Linked DNA regions of Homo sapiens: region 2 is linked to region 1. A link is a loop called in an ENCODE intact Hi-C map of the cell type or tissue named here. Cell type or tissue: endothelial cell of umbilical vein. All regions are shown on one strand.

Region 1 (4,000 bases):
TGCACGCCTGTAATCCCAGCTACTTGGGAGGCAGAGGCAGAGAATCAACCCAGGAGGTGGAGGATGCGGTGAGCTGAGATCAGGCCACTGCACTCCAGCCTGGGTGACAGGGAGACTCTGTCTCGAAAAAATAAAAAATTAAAAATATATATATTGGCAAACTTTTCTCAATCTTTTGCCAACACTCATTTTTGCTGATTATATTTGCTTATAAACCTAAGTATCTTGAAGTACCTCTCTGTACTTCTGTGTCTTCATCTGGAAAATGGGGTGAATAATAATCCCTATCTCTGAGAGCAGGACTTCTCAACCTGGACACTATTGCAGTAGGGCCTGGATAATTCTTTGGTGTGGGGCCGTCCCAAGAACCATAGGTTGTTTAAGCAGCATCCCCGGCCTCTACGCACTTAATGCCAATAGCATCCCCCCTAGTTGTACCACACAAAAATGTCTCCAGACATTGCCAAATATCCCCTGCGTAAGGGGCAAAATAACCCCTAATTGAAAATCTCTGGTCTAGCACAGTGGCTCATGCCTATAATCCCAGTGACTTGGGAGGCCGAGGTGGGAGGATCACTTGAGGCCAGACTGGGCAACATAGGGAGATCTTGTCTCTACATGAAAATTAAAAATTAGCCAGGCACGGGGGCTCACATCTGTAGTCCTAGCTACTTGGGAGGCTGAGGCAAGAGAATCACTTGAGTCCAAGAATTTGAGGTTACAGTGAGTCACGACCACGCCACTGGACTCCAGCCTGGGTGACAGAGCGAGCAACCCTGTCTCTTAAAAAAAAAAGAAAGGAAAATCACTGGTCTAGAGTTCTAGAGTTCCTGTAAGTATCACATGAGATGATTCAGGTAAGGTGCTTAGAAGAGTACCTGACACCAAATAAATGCTCAGTAAACTTACGCCATCAGCATAGATGAAGAGGCCCTAGAATAGTAGGGACCATGGCCTGAGCTACTTCACAAACCGATTTGTTTGTTTATCATTATGGTTTTGTGCCTCTTAGGTTCTACCTTCCTAAAGTGCCATGGTTTAAAAAGCTCTTTTATGAGAGGTGCCTTTCTTTGTAGGTACAGAAATAAAGCTTCGAAGTACTGGCATTTGCAAGTGGCTTTTGAAACTGGAGAATGTCAAAGAAATGTAAATCATACTCTTTCAAGAGCACAAGAATGTATCTTTCTCTAAAAGCTTTCACAACTGTTAACTCAGTGGCTACTGAGACAAAGTGTTCTAGTAGGGGTGATGGGAAGGCACCTAAACTGAACTCTGAGTTTTGCTGTTTGTGGAAGGACCAAGCTGGTGAAACCACAGCATCGGTTCGCACAGGCATTTTGTTTGTTTCTGGCTGATGAAGAGAGGAGACTATTCTGTGAACAGCAAGGACTGAGAAAGATGGAAAATGAGGAAGAGGGTGAGATGGTGTTGTCCCTTCAAGCACGGATTTGAATGATGCGGGTGGGGTTGGTTAGGGCCACCTTGCAGGAAAATGTTGGGTAGGACCAGAGGAGTTGGGGACAGCATCCTCATGTCAAGCCCCTCTGCCACAGACGCTGTCAGCTCCAGGAACCTAGGAGCTGGGTGCGTGTGGTTGCAGGTCACCCTCATGCCAGACCCCACTGCCACCAGCAGCCACAAAACACCAAAGTGTGTGATAGGGACCTCTTCCCTCATCTTTTTCAGGTTCCTCAGGGTCCATGGCCCAAGTAGGTACAACCTGTCACTGCCTTTAGCTCAGTTTCCCCCGACTCTGCCAAAAGTTCTACCTGCGTTGAGGGACCAGGAGCACGAATCTTTGAATGATGCCATGTGGTCACTGAGATGAGGCCAGTCAGCAGCTCCTCCTTTTGTTATGGCTACTGCTGTGAGGCTGGTGGCCACAGCCATGGCCACAGCCCCACCCCCAGCTACAGACACAGCCACAGCTTCATAGCCCAGCAGTCCCAGCTACAGTCACGCCCACACAGCCACTCCCGTGACTGTGGCCACCACCGCCCCCCACCCCCCTCCACGGACATTCCTCCTCACAGCTGCCTTCAGCCAAGTGTCTGCCACCAAGTTCCTGAGAAATGACTCACAGGAGCTTGCTAACTTTGGGGGAAATCTCGTGCTTGATTTGTTTGTATGTTGCAAAGACCAATATGATGACGGACCAACAGATTAATACCTGGATTCCAGACCGTTCGGAACTCTACATTCAACGTTTTTCATTTTACTGGCTCCCAAGCCCCCTCTGGGTGAGTCCCTGGGCCTGGTTCCTTCTTTGCTCTCTTGGAGGAGGAGACAGACCAACCCTGAGTACCCTGGCACTGTTGTCTAGCATTGCATTTCAGAGAGGACTCAAAGGACCACAGGACTTCCAAACTGATCTGTGCAGCCCAATGAAACTTAATTTACCATTCCGTCCCTCTGTCCCCAGGATCCTCCCCTAGAGCAAGCGGTTCTAGAGTCAGTTTAGCCCTGAGAACCATGCCATGCTGCCTTGGAAGACCTCAATATCCATTTGGACCGGCTGACCAGCTTTTCCCTCCAGAACCTGAGCTCGCTGAGGTCACAGACTGTGTCTGCTTTACCCTTGTTTACAAGACAATTATGAGCCTGCAAATGTTCACATTTCTTCTATCACCCCACCAGAGGCAACCTTGTCATTGATAGCCCATCTCTTTCCTCTTGCTACAGAGGAAGGATTTGTTTAGGCTGGTGAGAGACTAGATTGATCTGTATAATTAAGGAATGGAAGGCCGGCACGGTGGCTCTACACTTGTAGTCCCAGCACTTTGGGAGGACTAAGCAGGCAAATCACTTGAGCCCAGGAGTTTGAGACCAGCCTGGGCAACATGGCAAAACCCTATTTCTACAAGAAAGATAAAAATTAGCTAGGTATGGTGGCGCATGCCTGTGGTCCCAGCTATTCAGGAGGCTGAGGTGGGAGGATCACCGGAGCCCAGGGAGGTCAAGGCTGCAGTGAGCCATGATTGCACCACTGCACTACAGCTGGGGCAAAGGAGTGAGACCCTGTCTCAAAGAAAAAAAAAAAAAAAAAGAAATGGAGAGAGGAAGAGAGTGTATCCATGAGTGATTCTTAAACTTCACGTGCATCAGAGCCACCTGGGATATTGTTAAAATGCAGATTCTGATTTGGTAGGTCTAGGGTGAGGTTTGAGATTCTACATTTCTAGCAAGCTCCCAACTTGCTAGATTAAGTCAATTAAACCTCTTTCCTCTATAAATTACCCAGTCTCAGGTATGTCTTTGTTAGCAGTGTAAGGAGTGGACTAATACATTATGATACTACTTCACCATGTTGAAGCTGAACCCATGGGCACGCTGGCTTTATACAGATTACATTTGGAGATTATAAATGCTGCTGGTTCTCTGAATACATTTTGCACAGCCGGGGTATAAAAGAGTGGATGTTGGGTGAGGTTTGCGTATAACTGTAGGGAGAAATCCTGTGGAGCAGCTTCAGCGTGTGAGAGAAATGGATAGAAGAGAAAGGGGGATTTTTTTTATAAGTGTTGTCACAGCCTCAGTGGTTGGCTGTCATCATTCTCAAGAAATGCAAAGACCTTCGTTGTTTGTCATCTGCCCAGCTGCTGGTCCATCTTCCAAATTGTCTAGTGGAATGGTTAGCCAGGCCAGCCCTTCCTCCCCAGTGCATGACTGCCAGCAAGGCCAATGGGGACTCCCTCCCTGAAATCTCAATCATGGATTCAGGCCCAAAGCAGAGAACACTTGGAGTGTTCTCATTCCAGCCACAGCAGCTCAGTGAGATTGTTGAGCATTTTCTGCTGCCAAGAACCTCCTGGAGAGGCTGGGTGCCTAATGGCTCCAAGCCTGACTTTTTAGCCATTCCTTTGCTCTAGTGTGCTCTCTAATATCCTTCCAAGAAATTCCCGTTCTGCCTAGATCAGTAGAGGCAGTTTCTGTTGCTTACAATCAAAGCATCCTGACAGATAGAGCCAGTATAATATTTTGAGCTGTTTTGAAATAATGT
Region 2 (4,000 bases), 180 kb after region 1:
TAGGCTTTCTTGTTGAACATTAAAACTCCCACAAATTCCCCTGTGGCTTCATCATAGACTCTGTGGTGACCACTACCTATGGACCACTGTTATGAGACCACTGTCTCATAAAGTGACTTTCTAAAGGCCTCAGATGGTCATCTTCAGAGCGTGGAGGAACAGGGGCCTGGGGCTGAGAAAACTTGATTGGTTTCAGCCTCAAGAAATCAGTACCAGCCCAGGTAATGTTGGGCTTTGGGTCTCTCCCTGTGCCTCCTTTGATAGTTTGGTGTCTTGAGGCACAAGGCAAGGGGACCTCTCCTTCCTCCAGCATCTTGTCACCTAAGAGATTATTTTCCTTTGGTGACACATTCCCACAGTCATAGGTCAATTTTTTTTTGTGAAACAAATCAGCAAAAAAAATCATCATGGGTCTTGCCATAAATCCTCAAGAGCATGTAGTGGGGTGGCGGGTGACTCTGAAAGTATGAAGGCATGAGGTTTTTATTCCTGGTGTTTCTCTCTACCCTCGTCCCCTCCTCCATTCTGGCTGCTGTGTGCATTTTGTTCTCATTGCCTCGGGAGAGGCAGCAACTCGGAGAGAAGAGAATGTCAGCTCTTGGCCTTGGAGTTGCAAAATCTTAGGCCTGCGGGGAGGAGAAGGACTGATGGGCATCAGTGACGGAAGTGGGGAGGAGAGCTGGGAACAAGATGAATTTCTGGGCCTGGAGATGGCAAGGTTTCTTCTGGGTGGGGAAGGAAGAGAGATGGAGGGGACACAATAAAGGAGAGAGGTCCTGCGGCCATGTGGGCTGGAGGAAACTCAGTTTCCAGGTACTGCCCAGCCCCTCCTGGAGAGGGGACTTGGGTCACCCACCAACAATGCCCAAGGGCTCTCAGTCAGCACCTCCACACCCTCCAGCTTATTACTGCGTTACCATACAGCATCAACACATGGGAGTTGCAAAGGTGGTCCTTTCTGTGGACAGCTGGTGGGACCTCCTAGCTCAGAGGGGAACCTCCAGCCATGTCCCGAGTGCTTGTCTGGCACCTTCGACTTCTCCCTCATGGATGTTCCTGTTTCAGCATCGCAGGCCATCTGCAAACTGTGGAGATGGGGTGGGGGCCTGGACACCTGCTGGGGTAGCAGTGATAGAAAGGACAAGAGGACAGGGTCCCTCAGCACTTCTACCTCCTTGAACCTGCCAGAGTCCACCTGCGGAGGTGGGGCGATGGTGAGCCGCAGCCCCCAGGAGCCCTTTAACTACAGAAGCTCATGGCGTGCAGAGGGAGGCAAAAGATGGGCCATGGAGTCACGCGAATCTGAGGACTGGCTCCAACTCCACCTTTGTCTCCCTCTTCGGAAAGCTGAACAGGGTGCAACGTGAGAAGGCGATCTTCCTTCCTGCCTTGCAGGCACTCTGGGGACGCTGCTTGTTTGCTCTGCTCTGCCAACTCTCCCCTGGGGACTCTCCTCCCCAGCCAGGCTGCCCTGGAGGGTGGAGTCTCCCCGCTGTCCTCCTGCTCCACCCCTCAGTCCACAGACCTTTTCATTTAAAGAGTTCATTGCTACAGGAAACAGATGGTAGTCACAAAAATAATAAACAGAGAGAATTTCAAAGGTTCCGGAAGCTCAGAGTCATGGTCTCAGGCCCGTCGTTAAAGACTTCCTTCTGAGATGGGGCCTGAGAATGACTGCAAACACTGTTGTTTCAGCCACTGGGATGGCCGGGCAGGGAACTGCAGTGCTGAGAGCTGTCAGCCCCTGGACTAGTGTGTAACCCTCACAGTCGTCTTGCAATGGGAGGGTGTCATGACCCCCACTTTACAGATGTAAAAACTGAGTTCAGAGAGCAGGATTGGCTGCATGATTTAGGACATTCAGTGTAAAATAAAAATGTGGGGTCTTTGGTTTAAAAATTAAGAACTTCAAGACTGAAACCACAGCAGACTGTTAAACCAAGTGAGGTGTCCTTCTGATCACAGGCCCTGAGTGACTGCCTGGGACACAGGCTTGTGAAGTCAGCCCTGTCAGAGATTAGGTAACTAGCCCAAGGACACCAGCTAGTGAGAGGCAACCGCGGCTTCCATGCAACGTCTAGGACAGCCTTCAATTGAATTTTGCTATCTTCCTGGTCTTTACCTGTGGACACCCCCATCCCTCCCTCCCACCCGCCATGGCTTGGCTGTCGGCATTATTTTTATAACTTAAAAAGAATCGTTAAAAAGTAAAGCATGACTTTAAGACGCCAACACTACACAAATCCTGATGTTGCTCCCAGAAGCCCTTTGGCTTTTGCTAAAACGGAGGCGGAAGAGGTGATTGGGCATTGCCCCACCTCCTCCTCCATTCAATTAACTTGACAAGGAAACATTTTTGAGACAGATGATTCTCATTTTTAATGCAGTTTGAAAGTCCCTAGGGGCAGGAAGACACTCGGGCTTGCCTACTTCAGGAAGTGGTGTCTTCCCTCCAATTTATACGGACTTTATTTTAAGAGACCTCAGCTGGCTCAGTCCACATTGATAAGCTTCCCCAATGGGATATGCATAATATAGGGCTTACAGTACACATTCAACACAATATCTTAATACATGTTTATACGAATATATATTTGTATTTTATGCTATTATCACAGTGGTTCTTAGAGGAGAGAATGACTTTACCCCTTAGGGGAACATTTAGCAATGTCTGGAAGACATTTCTGCTGTCACAGCTAAGAAGCAGCTGCTATTGGCTTCTAGTGGGTGGGGTTTGGGGGTGCTGCTAGACATCCTACCATGCACAGGGCAGCCCCCCACAACAGAGAAGTATCCAGCCCAAAATGTCAGTGCTGAGGCTGAGAAGCCACAACAAGCAATCATAATTAATTGGTATTGTCAAGGAATGAAAGATTACTGGGACTGGAACCCCACTTTGTAAAAAATCTACCCTTAGGAAATAAATTTTTGAGTGCTGCCAACTGAATTTGTGACTATTATGTAATAACTAACTGGGTCTCAAGTTAGGAGTCAGTTGAACCTCAGATAATCTTCACAACTCCCCCCAAGAAGTTTGAATTCTTTTTTTTTTTTTTTTAGAGGCGAGGTCTTGTTATGTTGCCCAGGTGGGTATCGAACTCTGGAACTCAAGTGATGCAACCTGCCTCGGCCACCCAAAATGCTGGAAATATAGGCGTGAATCACCACATGCCTGATCAGAAGTTTGAATTCTTATACTCATTTTGCTGATGAGAACACTGAGCCTCAGAGAAGAGAGTTAGGGAAGGACTTCCTGCAGGTTGTTTTACCCAGAGATGCTGTCAAAGAGTCAGCCAGGACAACCTGGGGTTCTTTTTCTCAAAGATCTACTTTTATCTCTTGGTACCAGGCCAGCTGGGCTTACTCCGCTAGTTGGAGCTGGGGGACACCCACATCCCTGCCTCTGGTTTAAGAATCTCTCCTCCTTGCATCTGCTCACAGTAGATCCTGTTTTTCCTTCCTTTCATATACCGCATCTACAGTACTATCTACAGTACTTGCTTTTTCTTTAAGGGAAGCACCCTCTTCCCAGAAGCTAGAGGTAGACAGACTCTGAGTCTGGGGATGGAGTGTGTAAACCAGGTGATAGCAGCCGATGTATTAAGTTCTTCTGCCCACAGTGACTGGCTCAGGATAGTCACATAATCCAGTCTGAACCATGAGAGGTTTGCTGCCCTATTGCTACCCCAGAGGACCCAGCCTAAGGCCGAACTCCAGTGAGCTGCCAGATAAAACACAGGTGGCCCTGTTAATTAATTCAACAATGAATATGTTTTTAGTACAAGTATGTCCCAAATGGGCCGGGGACAGTGGCTCATGCCTGTAATCCCAGCACTTTGGGAGGCCGAGGTGGGCTGATCACTTGAGGCTAGGAGTTGGAGACCAGCCTAACCAATATGGTGAAACCCATTTCTACTTTTAATAAAAATGCAAAAAATTAGCCGGTTATGGTGGCCTGTGCCTGTAATCTCAGCTACTCAGGAGGCTGAGGCAGGAGAAT

What was found. A loop is a pair of places that touch in the nucleus more often than their neighbours do. Peaks named below come from ENCODE experiments on the same cell type or tissue, not always from the same donor. Only the 100,000 strongest peaks of a DNase experiment are listed, where the experiment ranks them.
Region 2: a loop joins it to region 1, with 7 times the contacts of the local background. A loop is called at or near these places in 2 of 110 quality-filtered maps.

Annotation. Positions count from the first base shown.
Region 1 is chr3:72,485,568-72,489,567 of GRCh38, reverse strand. No RefSeq gene overlaps it. Among named protein-coding and RNA genes, the nearest start is that of RYBP, 41 kb to the right of the region's middle. RefSeq lists enhancers at 1,357-1,874, 1,875-2,392. In endothelial cell of umbilical vein, no CTCF peak of the experiment used is centred here; a DNase peak (open chromatin) is centred at 2,007; H3K27ac peaks cover 481 bases.
Region 2 is chr3:72,308,234-72,312,233 of GRCh38, reverse strand. No RefSeq gene overlaps it. Among named protein-coding and RNA genes, the nearest start is that of RYBP, 140 kb to the left of the region's middle. RefSeq lists enhancers at 1,219-1,398, 1,579-1,888. In endothelial cell of umbilical vein, no CTCF peak of the experiment used is centred here; a DNase peak (open chromatin) is centred at 1,613; H3K27ac peaks cover 405 bases; H3K27me3 peaks cover 439 bases.